2 separate regions of the Homo sapiens genome follow, and region 2 is linked to region 1. A link is an interaction called in ENCODE POLR2A ChIA-PET data of the cell type or tissue named here. Cell type or tissue: OCI-LY7. All regions are shown on one strand.

The links. ChIA-PET counts read pairs that join two places held together with the same protein. Peaks named below come from ENCODE experiments on the same cell type or tissue, not always from the same donor. Only the 100,000 strongest peaks of a DNase experiment are listed, where the experiment ranks them.
Region 2: POLR2A ChIA-PET joins it to region 1 with 14 read pairs; 2 of 35 experiments call an interaction of 5 or more read pairs at or near these places.

What each region holds. Positions count from the first base shown.
Region 1 is chr20:43,511,372-43,516,371 of GRCh38, forward strand. It overlaps L3MBTL1 (L3MBTL histone methyl-lysine binding protein 1), which reads left to right. Exons shown (of 22, transcript NM_001377303.1): 2 at 2,105-2,268; 3 at 2,467-2,690; 4 at 3,264-3,405; 5 at 3,638-3,788; 6 at 3,921-4,044; 7 at 4,722-4,806. The coding sequence starts at 2,133. Among named protein-coding and RNA genes, the nearest start is that of L3MBTL1, 6.2 kb to the left of the region's middle. RefSeq lists a silencer at 3,403-3,492. In OCI-LY7, a CTCF peak has its summit at 3,143; a DNase peak (open chromatin) is centred at 2,910; H3K4me3 peaks cover 2,788 bases; H3K27ac peaks cover 495 bases.
Region 2 is chr20:43,986,359-43,991,358 of GRCh38, forward strand. All of the region lies in intron 2 of TOX2 (TOX high mobility group box family member 2), which reads left to right. Among named protein-coding and RNA genes, the nearest start is that of TOX2, 74 kb to the left of the region's middle. RefSeq lists a silencer at 2,140-2,219. In OCI-LY7, no CTCF peak of the experiment used is centred here; no DNase peak of the experiment used is centred here.

The DNA of each region.
Region 1 (5,000 bases):
AAATAAATAATTGAAGATCACTATTGATTATAATGAAGGATGAGAAAGAAAGAAATATATAATAGTAATGAGACAGATAGTGGTGGGATGGGGTGAGGGGTGTGCTGCTGCTTTAAATTCCTTGGTCAGGCCGGACTCGATGGCTCACGCCTATAAACCCAGCACTTTGGGAGGCCGAGGTGGGCGGATCACCTGAGGTCAGGAGTTCCAGTCCAGCCTGGCAACATGGTGAAACCCCGTCTCTACTAAAAATACAAAAAATAGCCAGGCTATGTGGTATGTGCCTGTAATCCCACCTAGTCAGGAGGCTGAGGTAGGAGAATTGCTTGAACCTGGGAGGCAGAGGTTGCAGTCAGCCGAGATGGCACCACTGCACTCTAGCCTGGGCAACAGAGCGAGACTCCATCTCAAAAAAAAAAAAAAAAAAAATTGGTAAAGAAAGACCTCTTCTGAGGAGGTGACTATTGAGTTAAGGCCTGGAGGATGGGAAGGAGCCAGTCAAGCAGAGAGCTTGGGGAAGAGCATTCCAGAGGGAGGGAACAGCAAGGGCAAAGGCTGTGAGTGGGAATGTTGGTCAAGCAATAGAAGGAAACCAGAGTCTGTTGAGTGGAGAGAACAGGGGAAGAGTGGTGGAGGATGAGGCCAGAGGGAAAAGCAGAGGTCAGATTTTCTAGGGCAAAGTGCTTTGATTTTACTGTAAGGGCAATAGAGAGCCACTGAAGAATTTAGATAGGGAAATTATGTGATTTGGTTTATGTTTTTAAAGCTTTTTCGACTGGAGAGTAGACTGTAGGGGTGCAGGAAAGGAAGCAGGGAGATGGGTTAGAAGGCAATTTCAGAAGTCCAAAGAGAGCTGATGTTGGCTGGGACTAGCATGGCAGCAATGGAGATGGAGAGAAGTGGTTAGACCTTCAGTGTGTTTTGGAGGTAGCACTGACAGGCCAATTTTAATACGTCTAAAGCTGTGCTGTCCAATACAATAGTCATAGCTACTGTCGCTATTTATTTACTTATTTCTTGTCAGAGACAGGGTCTCGCTATGTTGCCCAGGCTAGCCTCAAACTCCTGGGCTCAAGCCATCCTCCCGTGTCAGTCTCCAGAGAACTTGGGACTACAGGCATGCACCACTGTACCTACCTTCTGGTCACTATTTAAATTTAATTAAAATTAAATAAAATAAAAAATTCAGTTCCTCAGTCATAGTAGCCCATTTCAAGTGCTCAATAGCCACATGTGGCTAGTGGCTACGGTGTTGGACAGTTTAAGTATTGGACATTCTCATTATCACAGAAAATTCTACTGGACAGTGCTGGTAAGGCAAGTAGGACAGTGGTCAGTACATTTTAGGTGCTGAGTAAATAGATATTAAGTATATTCTTTGTATCTCTAGGTCTTTTTCTTTATGTCTTTACCTGTTGAATGAACTCTGTGAAATGCTTCTACTGCCTTTGCGTTATTAAAACAAAATCACGTACTGACTTGACTGCGTCTTCGTACACTATGTCTCTGCTCTTCAGATGCATACATTTGTTCAGCAGATGCTTGAGTGCCCACCCTGTGCTTGGGGTTGGAGGGAGTGGTGGACAGGGCCATAAAAGAACATGATCAGGAAAGATCCCACCTCCCAGGAAGATGAACCCTGTATGGGTGAAGGAAAACCTGGTACTTGAGGTCTCTGAATCCCCAGAGGGAGGAGGGAGTGATTCCAGTGGGGATAGAGGTGGGGTCAAGAAAAAGGTGAGTTTGGATGTGGCCTGGGCTATGTCCTGGAGACAACTGGCCACACAGAACCTTGACCTGAGTCATGCTCCCCAGAGTCAGTTTTGTACATCACAGTTTACAAAGTACCCTCACACATGCCACCCTACCCATCCTTACCATCCTTACAGAGACTGGGGAGGTGCAGGGCCTGGCCAGAACAGGAGCCAGACCTGATGCTGGTCTCTGAAGACACCCTACTCCCCACAGGACTGAGGCCTTTCTCTGCAGGTCACGGGTTTGAAGGTGGCTAGCTTCTCAAAGAAGCCCCATCCCTTCACATCTCCATTGCTGCTGTAACAAAGGTCCCCACCTGATCACCCTGGGGGCTATGTTTGGCTTGTAGGCCTGCCAGGATGGAGGGGCATGCTGGGATGGAGGGGCATGCTGAAATGGAGATGCTGAGGACACTGAAGGGGCCTTCCACAGGGGAGGTCAGCATGCACTTGGTGGCCGGAGACAGCCCCGGTTCTGGTCCTCACCTGCCCGCAACTGCCTTCATCATTCCAGGTGAGTCAAGCTAGGGTAGGAGTCTGGGAAGGAAGAGCATCTCTGTACCTGCTCAAGCAAGTGTGGATCCTGGAGAGGGGATGACCGTTTTCACTGTCCTCCACCTGCCTTCCTTCACATGCCTACACATGCATGGCCGGATTGAGGTAGGGCCACTAGACTCACCTGTGTCGTGTCTATTTGTATATCTGTTTACAGCCAGTTCGGCCACCCTCGGCCTGCCCAGCAGTGCCCTGGATGTGTCTTGCTTTCCCCGGGAGCCAATCCATGTGGGTGCCCCGGAGCAAGTGGCCGGCTGCGAACCAGTTTCTGCCACCGTCCTGCCGCAGCTTAGCGCCGGGCCGGCCAGCTCCAGCACCAGCACAGTGCGGCTTCTGGAATGGACAGAGGCCGCGGCCCCGCCCCCAGGGGGCGGCCTGCGGGTCAGTGTCTGTGGGGATTGGCTAAGCCTCGTAAACCGCAGCCATGGGGCGGGGCTTGCAGGCCCGGAGGCTGGACCTGAGACGGAAGTGGGGGAAGCTGGCTCAGATGATGGGCCCTAGGGGTGGGCTTTGAGTGAGGGACTCTCGGGGCGTGGCTTGAGTTGAAGCACTCCTAGGCCCTGGGGACTATGGGGGCGTGGCTTGGAGTGAGGCACTCTGGGACTGGGCCTGTGGGTGTCTGGGGGCGTGGCTTAGACTGGGGCACCCTGAGTGGGCCTGTGTTAGTTTGGGGGCGTGGCTTAGAGTGGGGTACCGTGGGACTGGGCCTGTGGGAGCCTGGGGGCGTGGCTTAGAGTGGGGCACCCTGGGACTGGACCCCGCAGGTGCTTGGGGGCGTAGCCTGGAGTGAGGGTTTGGCTGGTGTAGCTTGGAGTGAGGCCCCCTGGCGTGGAGTCTTGAGGCCTGCTGAGGGCGTGAGCTGGCATGAGGCGAAGAGAGGGCCATGGCACCGACTCCGAGATGGGTCAAGGACCCGTACGGGAGTCGCAATCCTCAGACCCTCCCGCGCTCCAGTTCCGGATAAGCGAGTATAAGCCGCTGAACATGGCGGGAGTGGAGCAGCCCCCGAGCCCCGAGCTGCGGCAGGAAGGCGTGACCGAATACGAAGATGGCGGGGCCCCGGCGGGAGATGGCGAGGCGGGCCCCCAACAGGCGGGTAGGAGCCCCGCTCCCCAGGCCCTGAGCTGGGCCCTGTGCGGGTGGGGCGAGGCCTGAGCCCCAGAAGGTTCGGGGGCGGGGCCCGGGGTGGTCCTGGGGTGGAGAAGGCTGGAGGAGGCCATCCGATGCGGAGATGGACCGAGGCGGAGGCAGGGCCTGAGGGGGCGTGGGCGGAGCCTGAGTGTGGCTGCGATGGGGAGGGAGGCCTGAGGCCCATTTGGCCCCCGCAGAGGACCACCCCCAGAATCCTCCAGAAGATCCCAATCAGGACCCCCCAGAGGATGATAGCACCTGTCAGTGCCAGGCGTGCGGGCCTCACCAAGCCGCGGGTCCAGATCTTGGTTCCTCTAATGATGGCTGCCCTCAGCTGTTCCAGGAGCGGTAAGGGGAGGAGGTCGCAGCCCTACTTGCTCTACCTTCAGCCCCCAAAGCCTCATTCCTGTTCAGGGGTTAGGAGAGGGGCTGGGTGGTGCAGGGCGGGTGGTTCTTTCCCTAAGGCTGGCCCTTCCTCAGGTCAGTCATAGTGGAGAACTCCTCAGGCTCTACCAGCGCTTCTGAGCTCCTCAAACCCATGAAGAAGAGGAAGCGCAGGGAATACCAGAGCCCATCAGAGGAGGAGTCGGAGCCAGAGGCCATGGTAGGAAGAGGGCAGTGGGGAAGGGAGGGGGAAGCTATAGCCTATGCCTCAATTCCCACTGTCCCCTCCATCAATCCAGATTATGGAGCTGGGCCAGAGAAGACACGCATAATGACTCACTCATCATATTTTGGGGTCCCATCCTGAGTTAGGTCCTATACCTGGTTAAAGGGAAATGAATTAATCACTCTCTTGATTTTCCAGAGCTCCCATCTCAGTTTAGTGTCAAGGTTAAGACATAGTCAGGTGAACTAGCACCCAAAGTACATGTGCAGGCAGCTGGAAAACTCCATCACTGGAGTCCAGTGCCTAGGCCAAAGGCCAGGGAACACCCAGGGCTCTAGCTGCAGAAGCTGGAAGGGACAGAGCATGAATTCTACTGGGCGTGTAAGAGCATCACAAAGGAAGTTTTTGTGTACTCAGTTTCTCTACCAGATAATAAGGAGAGTTGTAGTCAGGCTGTTTAATTAGGATGTGCATGCTCATGTGAGTCTGTGCTCAAGTGATAGGGGGATGTCTGCTGGAGCTGCACTCCTGCTGGCGGCCTAGAAGAAATTCTGCCTGTTTGGGGCAGAACACCACATGGCCAGAGAGCCAGGTAGGGGCCAGGATCAGACCCTAGGGCTTCATCCCAAACCATGAGGAGAAGAAGCTGGGATCAGGCTTGCCTTCTACAGGAGAAGCAAGAAGAAGGAAAGGACCCAGAGGGACAACCCACTGCTAGCACCCCAGAGAGTGAGGAGTGGAGCAGCAGCCAGCCTGGTACGGTGGCTTGTGTGTATATATATTCGTGTGAGGTGTGTATATACCTTTGGAGGTGTGAGGCTGAGAATGTGGGTTATGATTGTGATGGTAGGTTGTACATGCATAAATGAGCATGAGTTAGTGTGTGTGAAAGAGAGAGAGACAGTGAGAGACTATTTTGGGTTTGTGTATTAGTGTATGTATTTTCTTGG
Region 2 (5,000 bases), 470 kb after region 1:
GCAACCTCCGCCTCCTGGGTTCAAGTGATTCTCCTGTCTCAGCCTCCCGAGTAGCTGGGATTACAGGCATGTGCCATCATGCCCAGCTAATTTTTGTATTTTTAGTAGAAATGGGGTTTTTCCATGTTGGCCAGGCTGGTCTCGAACTCCTGACCTCAAGTGATCTGCCCACCCCAGCCTCCCAAAGTGCTGGGATTACAGGTGTGAGCCACTGTGCCCGGCTTTAAAATTTATTAACATGGTATACTCCCACCGAAACGGAGAATATGTAAAAGACTAAGTTGAGAAGGATCTGGAGGAACCAGTACCCTCACTCACTGCTGTGTAAATTGGTACCACCATAGATGCCATTTTGCAGTATCTAAAGCTGAATATATGTCTCTATGACTCAGTAATTCAACTCCACAAATGCCTTCGTATGTTCAGGCCAGGCGTGGTGGCTCATGCCTGTAATCCTAGCACTTTGGGAGTCTGAGGTGGGAGGATCGCTTGAGCCCAGGAGTTCAAGACCAGCCTGAGCAATTTAGTGAGACCCCTGTTTTAAAAAATTAAATAATTAGCCAGGTGTGCTGGTACATACCTGTAGTCCCAGCTACTCGAGAGGCTAAGGTGGGACGATCACTTGAGCCCTGGAGGTTGAGGCTGCAATGAGCCATGTTTGCTCCATTGCACTCTAGCCTTGGTGACAGAGTGAGACTGTTTCTTAAAAAAAAGTTTATAGGAGTGTTTTTCATTAAAGCTCAAAACTGAAAACAATCCAAATGCCCATCAAGAGTAGACTGGATACATGATTCTGAAATATTCTTACACAGTGGAATACTATGCAGCAATGAGAATGAATGATGTGTAACCACATGCCATCAAGCAGATGAGTCTCACAAACACGTTGAGTGAAAGAAACCAGACAACAAGACAGAACATTCTAGACAATGCCATTTACATACAGCACATGAACAGGCAAAACTAATCAATGGAGATAGAATGTGAATTGCAGTTACCCTAGAGGGGGGTGGGGAGTGACTATAGGGGCTTTGAGGGGCTTCAGAGGTGCTGGGAAGGTTTTCTCCCTTCCTTTGAGTGCTGTTTACACAAATCTGTTCACTTTATGAAAATTCATTGAGCTGTACATTTATGATTTGTGCACTTTTCTGTTGTATTCTATGCTTCAATAAGGTGTAAAAAAAGAAAGATCAAGGCATTGTATTTTTACAAGTATCTCAATTTTTAGAGACAGGGCAGGCAGGGAAGGGAACCTAGCCAGGTTTGGTCATTTGTATCTTGTGTTAATCCGGTCACCAGGGTAGTAAATTCCCACTGAGAGCATGGATGGGCGAGCCTTTTACCGCTTGAACAATGTATTTAACTTCCTGGGAGGGAAAGAATTATTTTAGCCTCATAATGGATGATGAGCTGTGAAATTGCTCTGGCTGTGGCTTGCCCCAGGGAAGCAGGTGGCACGGGCTTCCCCAGATCTGCTCAGCTCTGCAGGCTCTGGCCTTCCACTTCTATTTCCTTGTGGACAGAGTTTTAGGAAATGTTTGAAATATCAACATCTTTTTTTTTTTTTTTTTTTTTTTTTGGAGACAGTGTCTCACTCTGTCGCCAGGCTGGAGTGCAGTATCACAATCTTGGCTCACTGCAACCTCCACCTCCCCGGTTCAAGTGAGTCTCCTGCCTCAGCCTCCTGAGTAGCGGGGATTACAGGCACATGCTACCACACCCAGCTAATTTTTGTATTTTTATTAGAGACGGGGCTTTACCATGTTGGCCAAGATGGTCTTGATCTCTTGACCTCGTGATCTGCCCGCCTCGGCCTCCCAAAGTGCTGGGATTACAGGCGTGAGCCACCGCACCTGGCCGAAACATCAACACTTAAAGCACATGCATATGTGTGTGTGTGTATGTGTGGTTTTTGTGATGCTGTGCTGTGGTGCCAGAAAATCTTGTTAATGGAATATGTGAAGATGTCTAAGTTTCTCTGGGCACAGACAACACACATGCTTGTGTACAGACACATTCATGCACAAATATAAGCAAATACAAACACAACTTGTAGGCATGCTCAGTGTATGGAAAGGCACATTGAGCATTGCTGTGTGCTCCTGGGCAAGTTACTCAATCTCTCATTGCCTCAGTTTCTGCAGTGAAATGGAGATAATAAATCACCTGACTCTTGGGCTAGTGTGAGCAATACTCTCACATGTGCACAAGCACACACAAATGAGATTTTAGTTTCCGTTTATTTGCTTAATGGCTGCTTTCCTCCTAGACTGTGGGTTTCGTGGGGGCAGGGACCTGGCACAGGGTAGGAGTGGAGTTGGTATCTGGTGAGCTAATATCTGGTGATGAACAACTCTCACAAGCCTACTGGTACACATGCTGTTTAGACACATTCACAAGCACATCTGACACACTTATTCACAGGTGTAGGCACATACAGGGATATACACACACACACTCAAATGTGTCCAGACTCAGAACTTAGGAGGGTGGATTTATCTGCAGTTTGGGGACTCTGGACTAGAAGTGAGAACACTGGGTTTTGGTTGTGGCTCCAGGTAACTCTAATTTATTATGTGACCTTGAGTAAGTCTCTCTTCTCAGAGGTCAAGGACTCCCAGCTGCATGTGATGGACTGGAATTTGAACCACAGTTAGTCTGAGTCAAAGTGCTTTTAATGATTCAGGCCGTGCTATCCCCAGTGTGGTCATGGACATGCAGCATCCCCTGGAGCTTGTTAGGCATGCAGCATCTCAGTCCCCACCCAGAATCTGATTTAGAGTCTCCTAAATCAGAATCTTCATTTTAACAGATCCCTACTTGATTTGTGTGCACATTACAGATTGAGAAGTGCTGGCCTAGTGTACTTTGCCTTCCCCAAGCACTGCAAGCAATTAGCCCATGCTGAGGGGGTTCATAAGCTGGTGGGGCACAGGCACATGCCTACCCTGAGGAGCAGTTAGAGAATGGGAGAGGAGGCAGTCGGGAGCTGCCTATAAAGACAGAATCAACATGGAAGCTCAGCATCACACATGCGGGAGCCCAGTCCCTTCTATTTATAAAGAAGCAGAATCACACAGTCGTTAAGAGTGCCAATTCATGAGCTAGGCTTTTTAATTTTAAAAACAGCATATATTAGGGCTAGGCACAGTGGCTCATGCCTGTAATCCTAGCACTTTGGGAGGCCCAGACAGGTGGGTCACTTGAGGTCAGGAGTTCGAGACCAGCCTGGCCAACATGGAGAAACTCCATCTCTACTAAAAATACAAAAATTAGCTGGGCATGGTGGCATGTGTCTGTAATCCCAGCTACTCAGGAGGCTGAGGCTGGAGAATCACTTGAATCCGGGAGGTGGAGGTTACAGTGAGGCGAGATCACGCCACTGAACTCCAGCCTGGGCAACAGAGCAAGACTCTGTCTCAGAAAAAAAAAAAAAAAACCCACCCAGCATATATTAATCATCTCATAGTTACTGCATGCCAGGAATCAAGTGTGGCTTCATGTGGTGCCTCTGGCTTAAGATCTCTTGGAGGCTGTGCTCAATGTGATACTCAAGGCTGTGGTCTCATCTGATGGCTTGACTGAAGGGGGATTTACTTCCAAGTTCCCTCTATTGGTTGTTGGCCGGATTCAGTTCCCCTGAACTGAACCATTGAGTTGGAATCATGGCTCCATCCCTTCTTACCAGTTGTGTGGCTTTATGCAAGCTTCCCATCTCTGTGGCTCCTCTGTGAAATGATTATAATAATAACACCTGCCTCATAGAGTTGTTGTGAAGATTAACAAATTCATGTATGAAAAGTACATAGGATAAGGATACCTCTACACATGGTAAGTGCTATATAAATGGTTTCTGCTATTTTTTGAAAAAAGCTATAGAAAAGCAGGTCAGAACAATGTGACTATGGGGGCTGAGCTATATATTTTTTAAAAATTTTACTGGTAACTCCGTAGGTTGCAGCACAAGCCTAGTTCAGAGTGGATGCTTACTACATTTTAGGGGAGTGGATGAGCTCTGGGTGGCAGCCCCCTGATGGGATGTTTGGGGCATAGTTACAGGAGCACGGGGTCCAGGCTGCAAGAGGAGCAGGCCTTGCTCTATTCTGCCCAGATCACTGGGCCCCATTTGTGGTGCCACCACCTGGGAAGGCAGTAGGGTATTGTGGAAGTCCTCTCAATGTCACCTGGGAGGACAATGGCATGAGCAGAGGGGCCAGCACACCTAGGTGATACCACAGAATGCAGTGTTTGGGGGCTACAGTGAGTTCACTGTGGCTAGTATCAGGCAAGGTTGCAGGACTTGGTCCAGGAGGCCTTGGATGCCAAGCAGAGGCCGGGACCCTGTTCTGAAGGGTCTGAGCAGGGCAGTGTCCATGGAGCAGTGTGCTCTAGGGGACTTCACTGCTCAGCCTGGTGTCCTGGGATCTCGGGGCACTCATGAGGACCATTCTCAGAGAACTTAAGTGCCTTCATCCACAGGCAGCTGGCGTGTGGCACATTTTTAGGCAATGCTACTTCTGTCATTTTCAGAAGGTAGAAATGGGAAAGAAAAAAAAAGCTGCAAATAGACATCATTTTTCCAGAAGCTTATTTTAAGACAGAAACAACTAGAGAGCCTACTCATCATTTTTGCTGCTTTTAAAATCAGCACTGCCTTGTGTGTGCCTGGGTACCTGCATACAAGGAGCACAGGCATGAATTGAATTTGATTTTTAAAATCCCTTGATCCAATTGCCTCTTTTTACAGTTGGTGTAACTGAGGCCCAGAAAGGGGTCAGTGATTTGTCCAAGGTCACACAGCCTGTCAGAGGTAGGGGCTCAGATCTTCATGAGAAGATGCTAAGATAAGGACAAGGAACCAGGAGACCCCGATGGGCCAAGTTAGAATGATTTCATGCTGAACAGCGTCACTGAGCGGGCTGCTTCAGACCTTTGCTGACTTCTTAGAGCTTGCAGGAAAGATGGTGCAGCACTGAGCCCAATGCCATAGCAGACCATTA